Linked DNA regions of Homo sapiens: region 1 is linked to region 2. Evidence: chromatin contacts called from ENCODE Hi-C or POLR2A ChIA-PET data. All regions are on one chromosome and are shown on one strand. Each heading gives the region's core, a stretch centred on a gene start or an enhancer-like site at or near the end of the contact. The rest is flanking DNA. Distances are from core to core; before and after follow the strand shown.

Region 1 (5,682 bases), core at 1,006-3,505, 390 kb before region 2:
TGCAGAGGGGTGCACGCTGGGGAGGTGGGGGCTGGAGTGTGTTCCACAAGGCCTGGCACTGTGGCCCTCTTGACCTCACTTCTTTGTCCTCTCTGCAGCTTCATCCCTAGGCTACCTCTCTTGGGCTAGTGTTTGCCAAACTTCAGTCACTTGGGAATCAATCGTTTTCTGTGTGACTACATTACTGAATACTTCCAAATTTTCTTAAAATTTTTTTTTTTTTTTAGAGACAGGTTGTTGCTTTGTCACCCAGGCTGGAATACAGTGGCACAGTCATAGCTCGCTGCAGCCTCAAACTCCTGGGCTTAAGTGATCCTCCTGCCTCAGCCTCTCAAATAGCTGGGACTATAGGTGCACACCATCACACCTGCCTAATTTTCTATTTGGAATCTTTCAGAAACGGGGTCTTGCCATGTTGCCCAGGTTGGTCTCAAACTCCTAGCCTCAAGTAATCCTCCCAAGTAGCTAGAATTACAGGCACCAGGCCTGGCCCAAAATTTTCTTTACATTGATTTGTCTTTAAAAAAACTGAAATAATTACTTTTGTCTTGTCCTAAGTAATGATACCTATGAAATCACAGGTTTGATGTGCTCGTTATGTTTTATTCTAATTCCTGTTGGAACAAATCCATCATTAGTAAGATGTGGCTGTGCTGCCTGAGCTATCCTGCATACCACCTGGTGGGTGCTTGCTACACTCTGGGAGGCATCCTGTTCTATTATAGCTTCATGCTGGAGGCACACTTAGATTCATCTGGGGACACAAACCCACAGACTCTGTTGCACACCATTTCTGTGCATTATCTCATTTCATCCTAATTCTAATCCTAGAAAGTGGGACATGCTGGCCCATTTTACAGATGAAGACATAGATTCAGAGAGCTTAAATGAGTTGCCCAAGGTCACAGAGTTAATAAGTGGCTGAACTAGGTCCTACCCATAGTTCTGTGTAACCCATGCTCTGAACAACTGTGCAACCAAATCTTATTTCCTTATGCTTTTTCCCGAGTCTTTCTAGCAACTCTCTTAATCACCCCAGTTTCCCAAGTATCCCCTACATTAGCTAGGATTAGATATGATTGAAATTACAGAAAGTTTCAAAGTAACTGTGGCTTTCAAAAGGCAGAAGTGTACTTTTTTCAGGTAGAGAAGGTCTAGATGGGGAGTCTAGGGCTGCCAGGGTGGTTCCATGGACATCAGAGCAGAGTACATTCATAGGGGCCTTGGCCTCATGATTCAAAATGGCTGCTGAGCTCCAGCCATCACATATATGTTCTGGGATGAAGTATGGGAAAAAGAGGACTCATCTCCTTTCTTCTAAGGAGAGTTCCTGGAAGTTTCACAAAGCACTTCCATTTATATCTTATTGGCCAATAGTTGGCCATATGGCTTTCTTGGTTGCATGGGAGGCTGGGAACCACTGTCATTTATTTTAGATATGATGTACTTCCTTATAAATCAGAATTCTGTTCCTGAAGGGGAAAGAGAGAATGGATGTTTTATCAGCTGTGATACCCCGAAGACTCTACAGCATCTACTTTTAACAAAAATCTTTTCTTAAATTTATGAAAATTGGGAGATGTTTTTGGTTGAGGTTTCCAGAGCTAGAACATGTTTATCACTCTAGACTCCAACTACTCCAAAACCGAACACTCTGGGGAAAAAAACCCACAGAATATTTTCCATGTGTGACTTCTACCTCCAAGCCAGTGGGAAACTCCCTGTATCCTCAGAGTCCTACATGTTCCCATCTGGCCCGACCTGGCTTAACTGCAGAGAACAGGCACAATTTGCATTCACACTGTCAGGTAGGGTTATGATCATTTTATTCTACTCATGAAAGAATGTAAATTCATGCATTTCAGTACAATTTTCAAAAATAAGAATAGGAACAAGTAAGTATTTCTAGTTATTCCTGGGTTTGCTTGGAAATGAGACCCCATGACACGAGCAGACACAGCCCTGATGCCCTGCAACAAAAAATCCCAAAGACTGAGATGGAAATCGGACTGAATATTTCCTTGAGTTCAGCCTGAGTTTGCAAGAATCCGTATCTAGTCAATTTTTTGATTGCTTTGAGGCAGATCTAGAAAGGTAAGATTAATGATTTTGAAAGCAAAACCAACTAGTTCTTTGATGACCAGTTGTAATTGTCACATGCTATGATTTACATAACCGAAAGAGCAGCAGCCTCGAAATATAATTTGGCTGTGGTCTCATTGTCACAATGCAGAGCTGGCCTCAGATGTTTCCTGCTCTGCAGAAAAACGGCTTACAATTCATTGGCACTAAGACTGAAATTCTAATTTTCAGCAGAAATCAGCTATTTTCTGAATGGCTTGTAAAATTCCTCTCTCTTAATGCTACAGAGCACTGTTTTGCCAATGATCCTGGTTTACCTGGGAATTCAGAGGCTAACACTATGGCCACACACAGCGGCTTATGCCTGTAATGCCAGCACTTTGGGAGGCCGAGGCAGGCGGATCACTTGAGGTCAGGAGTTCGAGACCAGCCTGGCCAAGATGGCGAAACCCCGTCTCTACAAAAAATACAAAAATTAGCAGGGTGTGGTGGTGCATGCCTGTAGTACCAGCTACTTGGGAGGCTGAGGCAGGAGAATTGCTTGAATCCGGGAGGCAGAGGTTGCAGTGAGCTGAGATTGTGCCACTGCTCTCTAGCCTGGGCGACAGAGCGAGACTTTGTCTCAAAAAAAAAAGAAGAAGTTAACATTGCTTAAAACTAGGTGCCTCCCACACCCTGGGCTCCCTTGCCTGGCAGCACTGGTGCTGGGAGGCACTGCTTTGCAAGGCTTTCTCTGCTCCAAGTGCATGGTTTGCCTCTGCTGGAGGCCACTGGGACCAGCATGATGTGTGTTGTCTGTGAGCTGAACACCCAGAGCTGTCTCGGAGGGAAATCCTGACCAGCCCACAGGCCCCACGACCTCCCCTGACGAGGGAGGGAGGCTGAGCTCTCTTGCAAGCACAAGTTTTCCTTTAGGTCCTTTGATGTCTATAAGAACATGGAATCTGACCTTCTGTGCCTTCATCAGGTCACATTTGCTCTGGACGGGACCAGAAATTCCCTGCCACCCTTGCAACCAGAGTCTTAGTTTTCAGAATGTTGAAGAATTACCTGAAGGATCTGTCTGCTGTCCATTTGTTTTTCTGAATCCCAGACACTCAGCCCGGGAACAGCTTAGAAGATGGAATATGTTAATTCATGAATTACGAATCTAGCCAGTGCTAACATTTCTCTCCTTGCTCTGATCTCTAAGGAGTGGGAAGCCACACATATGGGCTGAGTTGGTGATCCATTCTCAGGATGCAAGTTGACTAAACAAAGACCGATGCTTGCGTTGGTGGTCTCTCCATCTCAGCTCAGATTCGTGTTGCTGACCTGGCCTCAGTTTCCCATTTACTAATGTCCTTTTTCTTTTTACCCCAGCTCTGCCACTTGTCAGCTTATGTAATCTGGAGCTAGTTAGCGTTAGTCTCTCTTAGTCTCAGTCTTCTTAGCTGTAAAACGGGGATAATGATGGTCCTTTGTTCCAAGAGTTACTATCCGAATTCAAGGAGACACTCCAGGTAAAAGATGTGGCATTATGCCTGGCACAGGGGAGAGGCTCCGTATCAATGATTATTACTGCTATTGTTCTTAATTATCCTATTGCATATGTTTGTGTAGGCTGCTTCACATCCTTTCTGGTGTGAATTAGAAACTAAAATATTAAAATACTTTTTTGTTTGCTGCTTAATTCAAAGAAAGTCTTTCTTTGGCATAACTGCAGTTTTTCTCCTCAGGGAATGCTTTTCCTCCATTTGAAAGTACTGCATAAATTAATTTGCCTGCCATTTTATAGAGCAATAAAGGTAAGAGGACATCGTAACTAGCTTTCTTGAAGTTTTGTCTTTCACTAAAGAATTATGTGGAAATGGGCCAGGTACATTGGCTCATGCCTGTAATCTCAGTGCTGTGGGAAGCTGAAGTGGGAGGATTGAGGACAGGAGCTTGAGACCAGTCTGGGCAACATAGGGAGACGCTTGTCTCTACAAAAATTAAAAAATAAAAATTAGCTGGACGTGGTGGTGCGTGCCTGTAGTCCTAGCTATTTGGGAGGCAGAGGCAGGAGGATCACTTGAGCCCGAGTTTGAGGCTGTAGTGAGCTATGATCATGCCACAGAACTCAAGCCTGGGCAACAAAGTGAGACCTTTTTTAATTTAAAAAAGAATTCTGTGGAAACAAATAAAAATTGCATGGAAATTGTTAAACTGAGGCCTTACTTTTTTTGTGTCTGAATTGATGAAAATTAAATGCAAACTGTCCAAATGGAGTTATTTCTTTGCTGTTTTGCCTGCTTACTACACTGGGTGAGCCAAGTAAATCAAAATAGTTAAACCAGTTGTTCACTGAACATATTGAGATGGCAGTTGGGAAAAGTGGCCCCGGAATTAAGGCCCAGGCATTCTAAAGCCCAAGCAGGCTGAATTTTCTTCTGACCTGTCTGACTTTTGGTCTTACTTGCCAGAGCGAACCAGTTTTCTTGTAGAAATAGCATAATGTTTAGACACTTAAGAATTTTGTTTCTATTTAAGTTTATCCTGAAAGCACAGCCGCGGGTCATTCACACACTTTGCCATGGTGGGAAGCTGGGTTTGGCAGTGCCTTACAGCAATGTCTGCCGTCAGGGTACAGGACTGAGTCTTAGTGCTCTGCCTCTTCCCTTTTAGTCCATCTACAGTATTTGTTTGCACATTGCTGGTTTCTTAGGGGCTGCACTAATTGAATTTGCACAATAAATCTAGTGCCCTGGAAGTTGGCCAGCTATTTACATTGATTTGTTATATAAGTTCAGCACTAATAGTATGAGGCAAGGTTAGCATTTAATTCTGCAGAAAAGGGGAAGCTCTTAGTGCTTCAGCTTCCCTTCCTGTGCCTGTCTGCTCTCATTCTGCTTCTCTCTTCATAGAGAGCACAACCATTTTCCTTTAATTAGGCTGCAGAGAGCCCAGGCCAGCATTAGGCCAGGCGGCCACTCAGCCTCACTCACAATCATGCCCATTTCCTATCTATTTTCTGTAGGAAAAGAAAAAAAAAAGTGTATATGTGCACATATAAACCCCCACGAGTCAGGGGGACAAAGGAGCAAGAGAGAATGACCTTTTGTGAGGCTGAGGCTGCAAGAACTAGCAAACTCCATAGAGCAAGATATTTCACTCCCTTATTATTCCTTTGGTTAAAGTAATGGCTCTTTAAATTCTGAACAAGTGCTCAGTAGAAATATCATTGACCAGGACAGAACACACACACCATGTTTGAAATGTGTTTAAAATAATTTTAAAAATAAATAATGAATACATGTTAAAAATAATTCTCTTTCAGCAAATAGGCTTTTCTAATTAATGTGTTCCTTTTTTTTTTTTTCTAAAGCTTTTACAGAGAGAATAATAAACCACAAACTGTTTCTTCACTTTTTTTTGTCACTCTTAGGATTTCAGGGTTGTGGTTTCCAAAAATCAAGCATGAAAATTTAACTAACATATTCCTAGTTCATATCTCACCAAAACACAATAAGAGGGTAATGGATTACAACCCACAGAAGAGTGCAGGAATCCTTAAGTCCACAATGATAAAGATGAATGAATGAGTAAATAAACGGAGGAGAAGGGACAATTCTTCCTTAC
Region 2 (5,469 bases), core at 1,573-4,072:
TGGGATGACTGGGTCAGCAGTTAGTTGGAGGAAGGATTATCACAGTTTCTCAAAAGCAGCTTGGCTTTCGGCTTGTATCTCAGTTCCCCAAACCCTGGCCCTAGACAGGACTTTCTCTCCCATGTCAGGCTCCACAAGGTATGGAGAACTCTCCTCTTGGAAGAGCAACACCTGCTTGCTTTGCCGGCTTTCCCAGGCCAATCCTGGTGGAATCTACAAGGACTGCCCCAGACCTGGGATTTGAAGGAGTGAGCGGCAGGCTCCGCCCATGTCTCTCCTTGCAAGTCTCACCTTTCTGGCCAGGCACTCCCTGAAAACAGTCTTTACGAAAAATCCTGGCTTTTCTTGAAGCCTGAGGGCTCGTTCCCTGAAGGTTTCCGGGAATCTCCTAGACTTTTATGAAAACAAAGTTTCTCATTGTTTACATGGTAAGTGTTTAATAAGTGGTTACAGAATGAAGACAATGGGCTAATTATCATGTGATAAGTTCTTATCAATAAACAAAAACAACAACAAAAGCAGAACTCAGGTTCCATATTACTTTTGACTCTGACTAAATTATGGTTTAAGATTCATTACCTTGTTTGTCTCCCAAACATAAAGAACTGTAGTTTTGCTACTAAGTGGAAAACTCAAAAACAAAATAAAGCTCTAATGGTGGAAAAGTGTAGGTTAATTTTGATATTTAAATTTTTAATTTTAAAAAATACTTTTTTAGAGATGGGGTCTTGCTGTGTTTCCCAGGCTGGTCTCAAACTCCTGGCCTTAAGTGATCCTCCTGCCTCAGCCTCAGCTTCCTGAGTAGCTGGGGCTACAGGCACAAGCCACCATGCCTAGCCCAATTTTGATATTTTGTAATATCTCAATGTTGTTAGAAACTGACAATGTTTCCCAAAAAGTGATGGATACATCAAGGTAATCCATGGAGGCATGGTTTTAATTTTAATGGCCATTACTTATTTTAATGGTTATATGTATTCAGTGTGTTTCCTAATTATGGTAAAGATACTGAATTTGCTTTTTTTTTTTTTTTTTAAGACAGTCTGACACCCAGGCTGGAGTGCAGTGGTACGATCTCGGCTCACTGCAACCTCCACCTCCTGGGTTCGAGCAATTCTCCCGCCTCAGCCTCCTGAGTAGCTGGGACTTTAGGCGTGCGCCACCACGTCCAGCTAATTTTTGTATTTTTAGTAGAGACAGAGTTTTGCTATGTTGGCCAGGCTGGTCTCGAACTCCTGACATCAGGTGATCCACCCACCTCGGCCTCCCAAAGTGCTGGGATTATAGGTGTGAGCCACCGCACCCAGCTGAATTTGCTTTTCCCTTTTTTTTTTTTTTTTTTTTGAGATAGAATCTTGCTCTGTCACCCAGGGCTGGAGTGCAGTGGTGACACAATCTCGGCTTACTGCAACCTCTGTCTCCCAGGTTCAGACAATTCTTGTGCCTCAACCTCCCGAGCAGCTAGGCAAGCGCCACCATGCCAGACTAATATGTGCATTTTTAGTAGAGACGGGGTTTCGCCATGTTGGCCATGCTGGTCTCGAACTCCTGGTCTCAATCAATCCTCCCACCTTGGCCTCTCAAAGTGGTGCTGGGATTCCAGGTGTGAACCCCGGCGCCGGCCTGGGAAGATCATCCTGTAGATACATCTACATGCTGTTGCTCAGCTTCCTCATTACTGAGTTCAAGCTACTTGGAATGTCTCCTGCCATATCTGGCTCCTACCTACCTACCTGTCAAACTGGGTTCAAATCCTCATCCCTTATCTCTTTCAGCTGCAAGTAATCTGTGGCCCATCACATTCCTTCCCTACTGTCCCCACACCTCCAGGGCCCCTACCCCATTCCACTCTGGTCAGACTTCTCTCCCTTACTAGCCTGGCCTCATCCCCAGCCCATATTCAGGCCTAGCCCTGTGCAGGAATTAATAAAAGGTCTGCTTTAGGCATGACCAGGGGCCTGAGGAGGAGGTGATCTGCAGACAGCAAGGTTTACGGAAGAGGAGGAGCTTAGCGGGCAGGGAGAAATATTCTTAGGGGCACTGGGCAGTTTCTTTCTGAGGCCCCCTAACAAATAGAATCCGCTGCTCAGCTCCAGCCTCAGGAGACAAAGCGTTCTTGTTTCTGTGCTTATCAGGAAATGGGCGGCAAAAATCACCACAGCTACCAAGAGCCACCTGGCCTTTGGCCATCTCTGGGGCAAGAAAAGGAGGCAGCTCCAATCCTTCCAGAAAAACAAATCCTTCCTTATTGCTCATTAATTTCTCCCATGGACACCCCTTCTAAGCTCAAGTCAACTAGCAAGGAGTGGGCTTTGAGTGGCTTTGGTTGTAAAAGTCAATGATGTTCCTGCAGTCTACATAGTGAAAAAAAAAATGATAAGAAAGATAAAAAGAAAAGTCAGTGATGAGCTTTAGTGTAGAATTACAATAATTCTATGCCCACCAATACCAGACATTGGAGACCAGTGCTCCATCCAAGGTCTCCAAATACAGAATGCTTTATTCCAGCACGGAGAATGAGATTTAGGATTCCAACAAAAGTGGCCTGCTGAGTGCAGGAGAAAGTAGAGGGTAGACAGTCCTGGCAGGAAAGTGCTCTTGGATAAAGGCAGGTGCAGTGCATGAGGTCTGAAGAAACCCCAGTGGGAACCCCACACACAGCTTCAGGGGCTTTCACATTCAGTCATCAATTTATCCGGAATCAAAGCCACCCACCTCCTGCCCATGTGAGTGCACTGAAATCACAATGCTATTTTTGGTAAGGCATGTCATAGTTTCAATGGAATCAACCCTGATTCTAGTCTCCCTCAGCCTCCTAATCTTCAGCGGTTAGGTGGAAAGAGGACTCCAAGTCAGACTTGAATCAGAGCCTCAGCACTGCCCCTTCATCACTGTGAGGCCTGCACCCATTACCATGCACTGTTTAATCTCAGTTTCCCTGTGTCTAAAAATGGATTCTTGCTGAAAAAAGGAATCTGTTAGCAAAACAAATAAACAGAACCTGAAAAGAACTTCTGATTCTAAGTGCCTGGACTGTCTTTGAAACTATGAGTAATGGTTCCGCTCCATGGGAGTTTTCAGGATGACTTCTTACCGTCTTCTAATTTTTGGATAGTCACAAAAAGAAAGCAAGGCAATGTGTTTCCATTCTAGGACTGACAAATCCTGTGGTATTAACACAACTCTGGAGCTTGTTTTGGCAGCATTTCATGTGACCTGGGAGAAAGCAAAACCCCAAAGCTTCTACAGGCCAGCTTCCAGCAGGTCCTGGAAGCAGGAGAGTTCTCCATCTACCATTAGTGTCTAGGCTCAACCTGGACTCTGGTATTGCCATCCTCAACTTTCAGATGGAAAAAGAAAAAAAAAAGCCACTTCTCTTGATATTTTTGTGTTAAAATTTCCATGTATATCATGCTTCTCCAGGAGCTTCCCTTCAGCTGCATGCCAGACTAAAATCTTTTTCCAGGCTGTTGTCTTAACCAGCTGCAATGGCAAGAAAGATACACCCTGGGATGTGGCATTGCCGGAGGGCCCAGGCTTCTAGCTACAAGAGGCCAATGCAGGGGTCATCTTATGAATCAAGGATGAGACAGAAGTCAAGAGTCTTGTGCCCACCATGGTCCTGATCTTGGGGCAGTAGATCCTTGACCATGTATCAAAAGGAACACAAATATACACCTCAAATGCCAAGCTGCAGCCAAGATGCCTGGATAGGTGGGAGATGAAGCCAGGACTTAGCGGGGTTGGGAGAAGAGAGGTGGTGGGTCTGGGATCAACAACTTGTGGAAGAATATTAGTACCAGAGGCCCCTTATGTAGAGAGACAGAAAATAATGGCCCATACTGAAGATATCTATCAACTAAAAATCTTTGGCACAGGACAAATTCCAATTTGTGTTAAAGACATACACACACACAGAGCAAACAAAAAATTCCCAGAAAAACTTCAACTTCAAAAATACATAGAAGTTGATATCCAATGATTTCTTAACACCTTCAGACATAAAAATATTTCTTTAGAATTTTGAAGTTCAGAACTTGAGTCTAGTTATAGGTAAAAAAAAAAAAAAAAAAAAAAAAAAAGGATATTGAAATGGAATTAAACATGTCTCTGTAATATTCTATTAGTCTGGAGAAGAAGGGAAACCCCAATCCATTATTCTGGACACGGCAGGACCCTGGCCTGGCTAACACAGTTGACAGCATGGAAATTGCCAGGTGAGCAGAAGAAACCTTTTACCCACCACCCAGCATGGGAAGAGTGGTGGGCAGAGAGGCATGGGGAAATGGATTGTCTTAGAAGGACCCCTGCATATTTAGCCAAGTTTTAAGGGCTATCAGAGGCCATCCAGTTTATCTCCTTATTTGAGATCAAAATGCTAGAAATTGATAAAACTGGTCCTAGGTCCAGTTTTCCGACTTAGGGAGTTTCCCTAGAGCAAGCAAGTTCATACTTAATTCCTCAAGGCCTTTTTTTGTCCCATTAAACTCTAAAAGGAAAAAGAATCACTAGCATATTTGGGGTTACAGATTTTATTCCTCCATGGCGAAGGGCTGCTGCTTTTTGAGGGTGGAGCCCCAACTTCCTCAAAAAAGATTTGTAAGAGCATGTCACAGTAGGACTATTCTGAAAAACCTTTAGGGCCTTTGGTAATTTTTAAGTTCTATCAACTGAGGCCCAGCAGAAGAGGACACAGAAATGGGAACAAAAGCTCATGTCTGCCTCCAGGGAGACGCTGCCATTTCGGGAGGTAAGAAAAAGTGGTAGCTGTTTTGCCCAGGAACTTCCTCTGGTTGACTCTCCAGCTAGAGATGAGAAGGCCAGATACAGAGCGAATGCTGGCAGAGGCTTTCATTTGTTCCTGTAAAAATAAGAAAGAGGAACAAAGAACCTGTTGTCCTGGTTGCCCTTGGAGCTGAAAACAGGCAGAAGAAGGAGCCAGGCGGGCTCCAGTCTTGGTCCCGATGCCCTTCAAGCCCGGGGCATGCACCCTGCTTCACGGAAAGGCAAGTGTTCCATGGATTGGCAGTTTCTAGTATTTAATTGCTCTGGGTTACACTGGTGTTATTTCCTAGCAGATGAATTCTAACTAAGCAGATATTTTATGGCAGAACCAATTGCCAATATAGCAGCAATGCAAAGCCTACAGAGCACAAAATAGCTCCAATTCTGGAGTATGCTGCTGGTGACATTGTGTGGCCAAGGTCAAAATAGCTCCAACTCTGGAGTATGCTGCTGGTGACATTGTGTGGCCAAGGTTTACTGTAAACAGATAAGCTAGCCACTACATTGGAAGGTGCTACCCGTCAACAAAAACAGAATCAATTTCTAGGAAACTGCATTTCTAGGATGATCAAAAACACCTTGTAGGTCAGTGAAAAATCATGCATGATCTACCATTTAAATGGATTGTCATGCAAAAACATCAGAAGGATACACATCAAAGCAAAGAATTAAATCAGCCAACCC

The links. A loop is a pair of places that touch in the nucleus more often than their neighbours do. ChIA-PET counts read pairs that join two places held with the same protein, here RNA polymerase II (POLR2A). Pooled maps may share reads with other maps.
Region 1: a pooled map shows a loop between it and region 2 (4-fold over the local background). The contact joins two enhancer-like sites. A Hi-C loop is called at or near these places in 1 of 37 single-sample maps with no recorded cell type and 2 of 50 pooled maps. POLR2A ChIA-PET finds 5 or more read pairs at or near these places in 2 of 52 experiments (GM10248 and naive thymus-derived CD4-positive, alpha-beta T cell).

What each region holds. Positions count from the first base shown.
Region 1 is chr20:20,331,169-20,336,850 of GRCh38, reverse strand. The region is part of intron 25 of CFAP61 (cilia and flagella associated protein 61); the gene reads right to left. Among named protein-coding and RNA genes, the nearest start is that of INSM1, 34 kb to the left of the region's middle. RefSeq lists a silencer at 2,105-2,304. Within about 2 kb of position 2,255, at least 4 of the 41 ENCODE cell types and tissues checked have a DNase peak (open chromatin) inside an H3K27ac peak, as active enhancers do.
Region 2 is chr20:19,942,589-19,948,057 of GRCh38, reverse strand. All of the region lies in intron 4 of RIN2 (Ras and Rab interactor 2), which reads right to left. Among named protein-coding and RNA genes, the nearest start is that of NAA20, 72 kb to the left of the region's middle. Within about 2 kb of position 2,822, at least 8 of the 41 ENCODE cell types and tissues checked have a DNase peak (open chromatin) inside an H3K27ac peak, as active enhancers do.